2 separate regions of the Mus musculus genome follow, and region 2 is linked to region 1. A link is a loop called in an ENCODE intact Hi-C map of the cell type or tissue named here. Cell type or tissue: gastrocnemius. All regions are shown on one strand. Links, peaks and the distances in the headings refer to the core of each region. The heading gives the core; the rest is flanking DNA. Region 1 overlaps Gpr84 (G protein-coupled receptor 84). Region 2 holds the start of Hoxc10 (homeobox C10).

The links. A loop is a pair of places that touch in the nucleus more often than their neighbours do. Peaks named below come from ENCODE experiments on the same cell type or tissue, not always from the same donor. Only the 100,000 strongest peaks of a DNase experiment are listed, where the experiment ranks them.
Region 2: it touches region 1 in a loop (9-fold over the local background); 4 of 42 quality-filtered maps call a loop at or near these places.

The regions. Positions count from the first base shown.
Region 1 is chr15:103,304,970-103,310,336 of GRCm38, forward strand. It overlaps Gpr84 (G protein-coupled receptor 84), which reads right to left. Exons shown (of 2, transcript NM_030720.2): 1 at 5,341-5,367; 2 at 3,266-4,687. The coding sequence starts at 4,679. The coding sequence ends at 3,489. Among named protein-coding and RNA genes, the nearest start is that of Gpr84, 2.8 kb to the right of the region's middle. In gastrocnemius, for the core only: a CTCF peak has its summit at 2,371 (motif pointing left); DNase peaks (open chromatin) are centred at 322, 485, 1,484, 2,364 and 2 more places; H3K4me3 peaks cover 1,193 bases; H3K27ac peaks cover 2,499 bases.
Region 2 is chr15:102,963,529-102,968,895 of GRCm38, forward strand. It overlaps Hoxc10 (homeobox C10), which reads left to right and starts at 3,268. Exons shown (of 2, transcript NM_010462.5): 1 at 3,268-4,080. The coding sequence starts at 3,330. In gastrocnemius, for the core only: CTCF peaks have their summits at 3,049 and 3,680; a DNase peak (open chromatin) is centred at 3,071; H3K4me3 peaks cover 5,000 bases; H3K27ac peaks cover 5,000 bases.

The DNA.
Region 1 (5,367 bases), core at 221-5,220:
CCAAACCTCAAAGAAGCATAAATATTCCTAATTCCTGAAGGCCGAGCCTGAGCTCGTAAATCTAAGCTGGGGTGGGAGTGGGAGGGGGGGTTGGGAGGGGTCCCGCGCAACAAACGCGACACAGCTCCCACGGGCTGCGCGCCGCCGGCCTCCGGCCCGCCAAATTCCCCGCTGTCTCGGCCGGTCACTCGCAGAGCCGCTCCGGAAGCGGCGTGACGGGCACGCGCGGCGAGCACGCGAGTACAAGGGATGCGGGGGAGGGGCGCGCGGCCTCGTTCCCAGCCGCGCCCCACCCCCCTCGGCGCCCACCAGGCTGTAAATCAGGGCCGAGGCCGCTGGACCAATAGCATCGCGACTCGTAAATCGGCCTGTCAAGATCAGCCAATGAAACGTGGCGTTAAATCAAGTCCTGTCAGAGCTCGGCCAATGAGAGACTCTGGGCTGACCATAAATCTGTCTGCAGGAGACAGCGAAAGAGAGAGAGTGTGCTGCGAGCGGGCAGGCGGGGCCGTGGGGGAGGCGCGAATCGGGGACCCTCGGGCGGGCGCGGGCGCGGGCGCGGGCGGGTGGCGCGGGCAGGCGAGAGACTGCAGTCTGCTCGAGAGACGCCCAAATGGAGAGGGACAAAGACAGGCTTCGACAGGGCGCGGGCTCCCGCGGGTGACTGACAAAGATAGTGGTGGGTGTACAGGCATTGACTGGGTCCCATCCTAACACTCACGCCCCAAGAGAGAATACCCCAGAAAGCCTCGCTTTCCGTTTTCTTTCTTCCAGCTCAGCCTTTATTGAAATTAGGAACGGAGATGTGTGCAGAGGGTGAAGGGTGAGAAAGCAGCTTGCTTGCTAAATTTCTGTCCTTCGGTTTTGGGACTCTTGTGTCCTCTGAGTCATTCCCCAGCCCCCCAACCCTCCCGCAATTGAAGATTAGGAAGCCACTCTGATGTCTAACTGCAATCCCTATCGCTGTTCCCTCTACTCTGAGGAAGATTTTGAATTGCCTTCAAGGAATGTGAAAAAAGAACCCTTTTACAAGCCTTCAGAGAGTTGTCAACCTTCAAGATCTTGGAAGGACTGAATGGGAAGGACTTTTAGGGTTTGCCTGATCATATGACCTAGCTTCAGCAACGCAGCTGTTTTGTAGTGGTTAGTCTTTATTGCTGGTAACAGCTCTGGTTAGACTTTGCCCTCAAACCACAGTTTATCACTTACTAGCCCTTTGACTTTGAACAAATTAACCTGTTAGTATTTGTTTTCCCATTTGTAAGAAAGTATAATTGATTGTCATGGGAATTTTATGCCTACATGAAACATCTTTGCAGAATTTAGCACTACAAAGAGTGTCCCCTACTCTCAGCTTTCTACAGATCATGAAACTTGAAGCCTAGAGTGGTCCAGAGGTCTCAAGTTCATGGAAGTGTCACTCGGGTCTTTGGCCTAGCCTCAGCTGCACAGTCCCAGGTTGCACCTGGCCTGTCTGAATCCCGTCTCTGTAGCCTCAGCTTGCTATTTGTTTGTGGGCCGTGAAGAACATCTAGAAACACGGGCTCTGGATTAGCAAGATAGACTACTGGTCCTCATTGGGGTTGGGGGTGGAGGGGGTGGAGTTGAACTGTCTTTTTGTTGGTGTTGTTGTTTGTTTGTTTTTTTTTTTGAGACAGGGTTTCTCTGTGTATCCCTGGCTGTCCTGGAACTCACTCTGTAGACCAGGCTGGCCTCGAACTCTGAAATCCACCTGCCTCTGCCTCCCAAGTGCTGGGATTAAAGGCATGTGCCACCACTGCCCAGCCGGAGTGTCTTTTTATTTTGTCTTTTTATTTTCATTTCAATTCTTCAAGATTTTGTTGTTTCAAACCAGGCATTTGGGGATAGGAAGAGGCCGTATGCAGCGGGGCATCTTGTCAACCAACCCAGCTCAAACATCCCATTCTCAGTGGTCTCTTGGTGCTCACCCAGTACCCTGTCCCACCTTAGATAAAGGTAGAGGCTCTACTACTTCAGCATGATGACTCATACACAGTCCCCCCACCTCCCTTTTTTTTCTGGATCCTGAAGAAGGAAGACCAAGTATTCAAGGCCAGCATCAGCTACATAGTGATAGCCTGTTTCAAATGAAATTAAAAGAAAACCAATGGTTTCAGCAAGGATTACATGCCTGTAAATTTGCACTCTGAGGTCTGAGGCTGTAGGGCCATGAGCTCCACATGGTAAAATTATCAAAAAACAAAACATCCTTCCTCAGTCTTCATTTTCTAGTATTCAAGTATGCTGATTCAAATCCTGGGCCTCCACCCCTGGTCAGGGATCTTGCTGGCACTTACAATACTCAACCGGAAGTAAAAAAGGAAGCACAGGGAAACAGCGCCACCTGGTGGTCTTTGTGCTTTCAGGCCGTATTTACAGAATGGTGGTGCTTGAGAAGTCAGGGGTGTGCCCTGTGGGGCTTTCTTCAGCCCGTAGAGGAAAAATGGAGGAAGAGAGCCTCCAGGTACAGCGGCCACCCGCTAAGCTTGGTTCCATTTCCCCGGAGCACAGGCTCCACCTTGACTATCCCCTTGTATGGGGTGCAGTGGGCAGGATTCACTGCAAGGGTATAACCTGTAGTGTTGAATAAACCTCCTGGCCTGGATGGAGGATTTTGGCAGTAGTGGTGAGCAGTTAAGGGCTGTTTTATTAAGGAAAAAGGCACACACCTGTAATTACTCTGTGGCTCTCGTTGCAGGACGATCTTGAATTTGAGGGCAAATTGGGCTACATATGATGATGTCTCAAAGGAAAAATAAAAGGGAGAGAGAAAGCTAATTCTCTATCTGGAACCCTGTCAGTCACAGGCTACATCTATCCCTGGATAGCTGCTCTCTAAATGGCTTTGACACAGGTCACCCCAAATCTCAACTACTAAATTCCAGTTCTGACTCTGGCCTAAATCCTCCTTTCTCACGTAACCACTCCTGGACGTTAAAAGCATTCAATGCGGAGTTAGGGAAGTAGGCTTCGAAGTGCATATTATGCAAATATAGAATCTGTGTCTGTATCTCCAACATTTATGTAAAAATTGGTCAAGGCAGTGCATGACTGTAATCCTAGCATTAGGGAGGTCGTGTCAGTAGGGTCACTCGCTGGAGCTTGCTGGCCAGTCAATCTAGTCAAATTTTGGAGCCCCAGAAATACTGTTGCAAAAACTAAGATGGAAATAAACCGAGGAAGAACACACACACACACACACACACACACACACACACAAAAGCATGCACGCAAGCGCCAAGTGTGAGGGGGGGATGCAATGTCTTTATTAATAATTAACCACACTCCTTGGGTCACACAGGGTTGACACACTGATTCCTGAATGGGAAAGTGGTGTACCTCTATACCACTGAGGTTGTCTGTGAAATACCCAAGGACTGAAGGGCTCCTGTCCTGTCCTCTGCAGGCCACTCTGGTTCCGGATGTTTGGCCTGTCCTGGTGAATGGACTACTAGCTTTAAATAGCTTTAATGGAACCGGCGGAAACTCTGTGGCCCGCGTTTCAGGATGGAGCCATACGCGTGGCGAAACTGGCGGTTCATGGCTGCATAGAGCACAGGGTTGATGCAGCTGTTGAGCCAGGTGAGGTTGGCAGCCACCATGTGCACTACTCGTGGAGCACGGCCCCTGGCGTCCAGAATGTTGAGCAACAGGAAGGGGATGTAGCTGAGGGCGAAGCAGAGGAACACTGCGAAGCACATACGGGTCACCTTCCCGAACTCTGATGGGGCATCTGTGGCTCTGCGAGCTCCTGCAGTTTCCCGGGGCTTGCGATGCACTTCTGGAAGGCTTCTCTCTGCGATCTGTTGAGCTGCCTTTCTAATGCCCTGGCCCCCAGCTTCTGACGAATCACCTTCCAGGGTCTGCGTGGTCGCAGCACTGACTGGCTCAGATGAAATCCCCTCGCTGGGCCCTCTTGAGGCAACCCCGCTGTCTAGCTCCTGGAAGTGGCCAGGCATGGCTTCTTGTGTCCCAGCCACCTGATGAGAGCGGATGCTGGCCTGATGCAGCCCGTATTGGTCCAGTGCTCGAGCCGCACGCTTCACTTGCCGGTGGATGAGGCAGTAGAAGACGCCCACGCTGCTGAGCCCAAGCACAAAGTAGATGCCCATGAGGATGGTGGTGTAAGGCCGGCCTCGCATGCGGTCAAAGCTGCAGGTGCAGACAACTGGCACCAAGACAAAAACATTCCAGAGGGGGGCAAAGCTGGTCACCCCCACAACCCAGCTGCCCACCAGTGCCAGCACGATCCCCTTGGCACTGAAAACCTGGGGAAAGAGCTTAGGGTGGGCAATGAGGAGGTAGCGTCCTAGAGCAATGAGACAGAGGGTGAGGATGGAGACAGAATTGGAAGTAAAGAGGAGGAGTCCAAATATTCTACAGAAGACCGCGCCGGTACGCCAATGGAGGTGGAGGTATGTGTCCACGGAGAAAGGCTGCAGGAGCGTGCAGTAGAGTAGATCAGCCAGGGTGAGGTTGGCAATGAGCAGGTTGAAGCGGGTTCGGAGCTTGGGACGAATGGCCAAGGCCAGCAGAGTGAGCACATTGCCCACCGTGCCTGTCACAGCCACTGCCACGCCCCAGATAATTGCAAAGTATCGATAGCCCAACACAGACTCATGGTAGCAGGAGAAGTTGGCATCTGAGCTGTTCCACATGATGGAGACTGAAGGGAGAGGAGGAAAGGGAGATGGTATGAGAACTTGCTTCTCCAGTTGCTTCCTTTGAAGCAACTCCCTTGCTCTGCTCCTAGAACTCACTTTAATTCTTGGCTGGAAAGCACTTGATCTCAAAGTTCCCTGTTATCTCCTGTAGGTTCTCTCTACCTTTTCCTTTCACATTTTTGGACTTCTTTTCTAAATTCTTATCAAATGTCTCTTCTGGAAATGTGTTAATTTTGTTTCTCCAAACCTCAGGCCCCTTCAATATGTGTGGGATGCTCCCCATAAACCTGGCAGCTTCCATCCTAATTACTTCCCAGATCTTGAAGACCAGCCAAGAGCCCTGTGCTCCTTGATCCCCCTCCCTTTTCCCCCTCTTCTTTCCTTTCTCCTTCTTCCCTTCTTCCTCTCCTCCTCTCTTCCTCTCCCCCTTCTTCCTCCCTTTCCCCTTCTCTCTCCTGTGTCTTGTTATATAGCCAGGCTGGTCTTAGCTCACAAAGATTCTCAGGCCTCATACATATACCACTATTCTCCTCACCTCACATTTTCTGATTGTGACTACCTGAGAAATGAGAGGATCGAGAAAATAAGACCATGCACAACACACACACACACACACACACACACACACACACACACACACACACGGTATGCTCACCTGAGGTTCCCAGTTTTCACACTTGTC
Region 2 (5,367 bases), core at 164-5,163, 340 kb before region 1:
GAGAGATGGGCACAGCCTGAGCCCCACTTTGGCCTGCAGTCCCCGGAATTTTCACTTCCTCGAGTTGAGGTAAGAAGGAGGACTCTGGAGTGGGGCTTAAGTGCAAGGCTGTTTGCATTGGGGGAAGTTGAGGAGATTCCTAAGAAACAAAAACAAACAAACAAAAAATAAAACAAAACAAAAACCCCGGGGTGACTTTCACGACACAGACTTTCAACTGGGCCCCAATCCAGTTGACAAGGGTACCCTTTGGGTAAGGCCAGCGGGCGCCTGGCTGTGGCGGCAGACCCGGTGACTGAGGCGGCACGCATGCCTTTGAACGCCAGGCAGGGACAATAGGACGGAAGCTGCCTTTGCTCGTGGCCTCGGGAAAGGCGAGCCCAAGGGGGCAGGGCTAGAGACAGGACTTTCCTGGACCCACACAAGCGCTCTCTGTCCCGGCCCTCACTTTCACTTCTTCTTTCGTTTACCTCCATTAATACAGATCCCAAAGTCCTGGAAAAGCCAACAAGTTATTCGGTCGCGTCCGAGCAAGCTAGCGGGCTGTTGCTTAACAGCTCTGGGTTTTCGTTTATCTTGAGTAATTAGAGGCAAACATTTGTCCCAACGGGGGTCCCACTTAGGTTGATGAATTTGATTTCTTGTTTCATTAATGGGCCGTGTTTATCATACTTCTAATTATTTCAACTTTAAACACTATTCGTTCTTGTGAGGAAGTGGGAGTTGAAGCAGGAAGCATTTCTCCTGAGGGTATTATTTCCACTAATAATGTTAAGAATCCTGAAGCAACTCCATTGCCTCCCATAGCTGAGGTTGAAGGTGGGCTTGGAATAGGGGTCTGGTTTGTAGAGGAGACAGGCCCAGAATCTGAGTAACTTTGCTTCTCTCTTGATAGCTAGCCAGTTTCTGTCTTGTAGCATGTTGTTTGAGGACTTTTCTAGAATTTTCTGACTCTCAACACCTTCTTTCTGTCTGGGTTCAAATCCCACTGCCCCCTGTAAATCTCTTCCCGCAATGATTTCTACTTGGCCTTAACAGCACAGCCTAGATGGAGACAATGTTCTTTCCCCGGCTTCTAAGACTTCTATCGTTGAGATTAAAGCTGGAAAGTACCGAGGTAATACAGCACCTGGCTGTTATAGAAAGGACCCTCATGACCAGGATCCAAACCGAGGACATGGGCAGGATTTTGGGAAGACAGACTCCAGGGACAGGCACACCATGGAGGAAAATAAAAAGAGATGTGAAAGAGGGGGAGGGAGCCCCCCAAAGCCATATAATTCTCAATTGCTTTGGTCTTTAATTTCATTGTCCCATAAATGAGGAAATATCAGTTCCCATACTAAATTTTTATCCTCAGCTGATAAATATGACGGGAAATTTTCTTTGGGTCCTCGTAAAAGGGAACGGTTTCGATCAAACTCGTGGGGAAAGACTTATGCAGATAATACAAACAGAGTGGTCATAAAGTCTCGGCTGTTTCCCGCGGGATGGGCAGGGGGACAAATGGCTCCCTAGACTGACTGCTGCTGCGGACTGTCCCAAGTCTGGTCTGGGGCCTAAACAGCCTAACCTTGCCCTGAATAACACCCAGGCTGAAGCCAGGGCGACCTCTGCAAATGAAAACACAAAACTATTTCAAATCTCCCCTGCTGGCCACACACTCCACAGATTCCCCACCCCCGGAATTAAGGCACCCCTGGGTCTTCTTCTCCGCCCCTGGTTGGGGGAAATCAGGGCAATTCTTTCCTTAGTTATCTTCCATCCTAGCTGGCTAGGGCCTCCAGGAATCGGTTCAGCTTCTTCACTCATCCACTCCAGGGAGCTCGGCCCTGGAGTCCTTTCCCAGCCAGGCTCTGGTCTTTCGGGGGAAAATGGAAAGCCCACAGCCTCTGCCCAGGGAAAAATGCGGAGCTACCGGAAAGACAAGTTATTCTCCGGATTCCGTTTCCTGAGGAAGGGGTGGAGAGTTTAGTTCGCTTTGGAAGAAAAGTGATGGAGAACTATTTCAAACACACATCCCTCCTAACCTCCCGGCCTCCCGTACGATTCCCCTTTAGCAAGCACGCAAAAAAATAGACCGCTCCTCTTCTTTAAAAAAATACTCCCAGCCCAATCGCTTAAAAAGGACCCTTCTCGGATGGAGTTTAATTGTTTCTTCTGAGCCTTTCCCATGTGGATACACATGCCTCCAACCCAAGCAAGGCCTGGAGGTTCGAGCTTTCTCTCCGGAAATATTCCTTTTTTTAAAAAGTAGGGACAAGGTCAAACAGGAAAAGAGGGCCGCCGGGCCATGGAGCAAAGCAGCCTATGGAACCCTCTCTAAGGCTCTAAGGGCAAAGCCGAGAGAGAGGCTTATCCAGTAAGGCCCAGACCGCAACTCCAGGGTTGGAGAAAGATACCTTTAATCTCCAACTCCCTCCTGCACTGATCCTTAGGCCCACTAAGATCCTCCTTTGCCCAGAATCCCTTGAGTGGTTGTGACCCGGGCCCGGGCCCACTCCAGACACTGGAGACTCCCAGTTAGTACCGAAAAAGGAACTTGCAACTCAACTAACCTCCAAGACCTACGGTAGGGAGAGCTCAGACCCAAGGGCCAAGCCGGACCAGGAGGCAGGAGAACAGAAACTTCAGCTTGCTTTTGATTCTTGAACTTTCTCTTCTACCCTAAGCCCACTGGAGATTCTTCCCATCTCCCCCAAAACACTACCCGGCTACCAACCCAAGAGAAGAAACAGGAGAACAGGGGTGAAGAAAGTGTAAGGTGAAGAGAGGGAAAAGAGTACCTGAATCTTGTCTTGACCTTTTACTTTGAATTTGACTGTTTTGAGCCCCGGTTGCCTTACTCTGTCCCGCATTTCCCCCCTCTCCACCCCCCTCTCCTCAGGAGCTACAGGCTGATTCTCTAGTAAACAAGTCCCACTCTTCACAGAACAGTCCCATGTCCCTCCACCTACCCCACCACTACCCCACCGCCCTTGCAGCCCGGGGGGCGCTTCCTTTGTTCGCCAGGAAGGGCTCCGGTGCCCCTACCCCGAGGCAGCTGCTAGGTGGCGCTGTTACTCCACGCTGAGCGCTCCGCCTGCCGACAACTTGACCCCGCTGACGTCACGACCGTCTGAATCATCAAGGCCATTTTCAAATCCCATTGGTCTAGCCGTCACATGGTGAGGACCGAATGCGCGGATAATTATGGAGCTGATATTTCCCCCCTCCCCTTCTTTTTCCTCCCGCCCCTCCAACCGCTCCCCCCCCCTTCCCGGATGGGGGAAAAAAGATGTCAGCTCCTCCGCTGTAGTATTGCTCCTTAAAAACCCCTCTCTCTGAAAATGACATGCCCTCGCAATGTAACTCCGAACTCGTACGCGGAGCCCTTGGCTGCGCCGGGAGGAGGAGAGCGCTATAACCGTAACGCAGGAATGTATATGCAATCTGGGAGTGACTTCAACTGCGGGGTGATGAGGGGCTGCGGGCTCGCGCCCTCTCTCTCCAAGAGGGACGAGGGAGGCAGCCCAAACCTAGCCCTCAACACCTACCCGTCCTACCTCTCGCAGCTGGACTCCTGGGGCGACCCCAAAGCCGCCTACCGCCTGGAACAACCTGTTGGCAGGCCTCTGTCCTCCTGTTCCTACCCACCTAGTGTCAAGGAGGAGAATGTCTGCTGCATGTACAGTGCAGAGAAGCGGGCGAAAAGTGGCCCTGAGGCAGCTCTCTACTCCCACCCCCTGCCGGAGTCTTGCCTTGGGGAGCACGAGGTACCTGTACCCAGCTACTACCGAGCCAGCCCGAGCTACTCCGCGCTGGACAAAACGCCCCACTGTGCTGGGGCCAACGAGTTCGAAGCCCCCTTTGAGCAGCGGGCCAGTCTCAACCCGCGCACCGAACATCTGGAATCGCCTCAGCTTGGGGGCAAAGTGAGTTTTCCTGAGACCCCCAAGTCCGACAGCCAGACCCCCAGTCCCAATGAGATCAAGACAGAGCAAAGCCTGGCGGGCCCAAAAGCCAGCCCCTCGGAGAGCGAGAAGGAACGGGCCAAGACCGCAGACTCCAGTCCAGACACCTCGGATAACGAAGCTAAAGGTAAGGCCGTCTGGGCCGCGGGGCGGGCTGGAACGTTGGGGGTGCGAGTCTTCGTGGTCAGGATTTGGGGCAGGAAGATAAGGGAGAATTGAGCAGAGGCCTAAGGAACTCAAAGGTTCTGAATTGACCCGGGCTTGAGGCTCCTGTTTGCTGAGCTCCAGGCTGGTAGCGTGTCATTTAGCAGTGGAAGGTAAACCGAGACATGGAAGTGCCAGGCCAGCCCGGCCCTTGGTTGCATAGGCGGAGGAGGGGCGCACTACAGGAAGCCTACGGGCACCCTGTGCTGCACCGGATCGGTGGCCATTCCTAGGCGCGTGATGGCTTTGGTTTGCTTTTTCAGTGAGGATGTCCTGGGGGGCTAATGTCCCCAGCTCAGGTCAAAGCTCACAAAAAGCTTAAAATGGCGATCCTTAGGCCAGGGACCAGAGAAGGCTTAGAGATGAATAATGTCTCTTCAGTGCATATTCCTAGTTGGAAAAATGTTTACTAGAAACACAATTTGTTGTTTGTGGGTCGGATTTGTGCGTGCAGTTTGTGCCCCTGCAATTTCTGTCTCGGCAGGAGCCTTGGGCAGCGAGGCTGAGGCCGGAAGAGGTGGAGGTGAAGGGCTGCCCGCCACATCCCTCCCTCCGCCAGATGCTTGGCTTAAGGATGGCTTTGAATTAGGGCGTTGGAAAATTTTTTCCCTGCTTTTCTGCTCCTTTTCCTTCTCATTTCTTCTTCTTCTTCTTCTTCTTCTTCTTCTTCTTCTTCTTCTTCTTCTTCTTCTTCTTCTTCTTCTTCTTCTTCTTCTTCTTCTTCTTCTTCTTCTTCTCCTTCTTTCTTCTTCTCCCACCACCTCTGGCCTCTTTTTTTTCCTTTTCTATATTTTTTTCTGGTTATGTTTTTGCCCCCAGTGGTTTTCAAAAGCAGTTTATAAATGAGTGGTTTGAAATTTTCTGTGTGCGTGGCAAGCGGTTTACTCCTGAGAAGGAGTGAGGCATTGGTTGGATTTCTTTGTGATTTTTGGTTCAATGCTCAGCCAGAGTTCAAGCTCAGGGTTCAAGATTCATTTCTTCTGTAACTGAGGGTTTTCAGGACCCTTTGCTGTACTGGGGGCAGGGAACCGGAGTTTGAAACAGGAGCAGGATTGTGTTGCAAAAGGGAACGACTTTCCCTGAAAAGTTGGAACAAAATGCACCAAAAAAGGCCTAGTGGGTAGAAATAAACCCGCTCCCCAAGAAACTGGCTCCTGGTGATGCTGATGGAGGCCGGGTCATTGGTATAGAAGTAGGTGAACTATTGAGA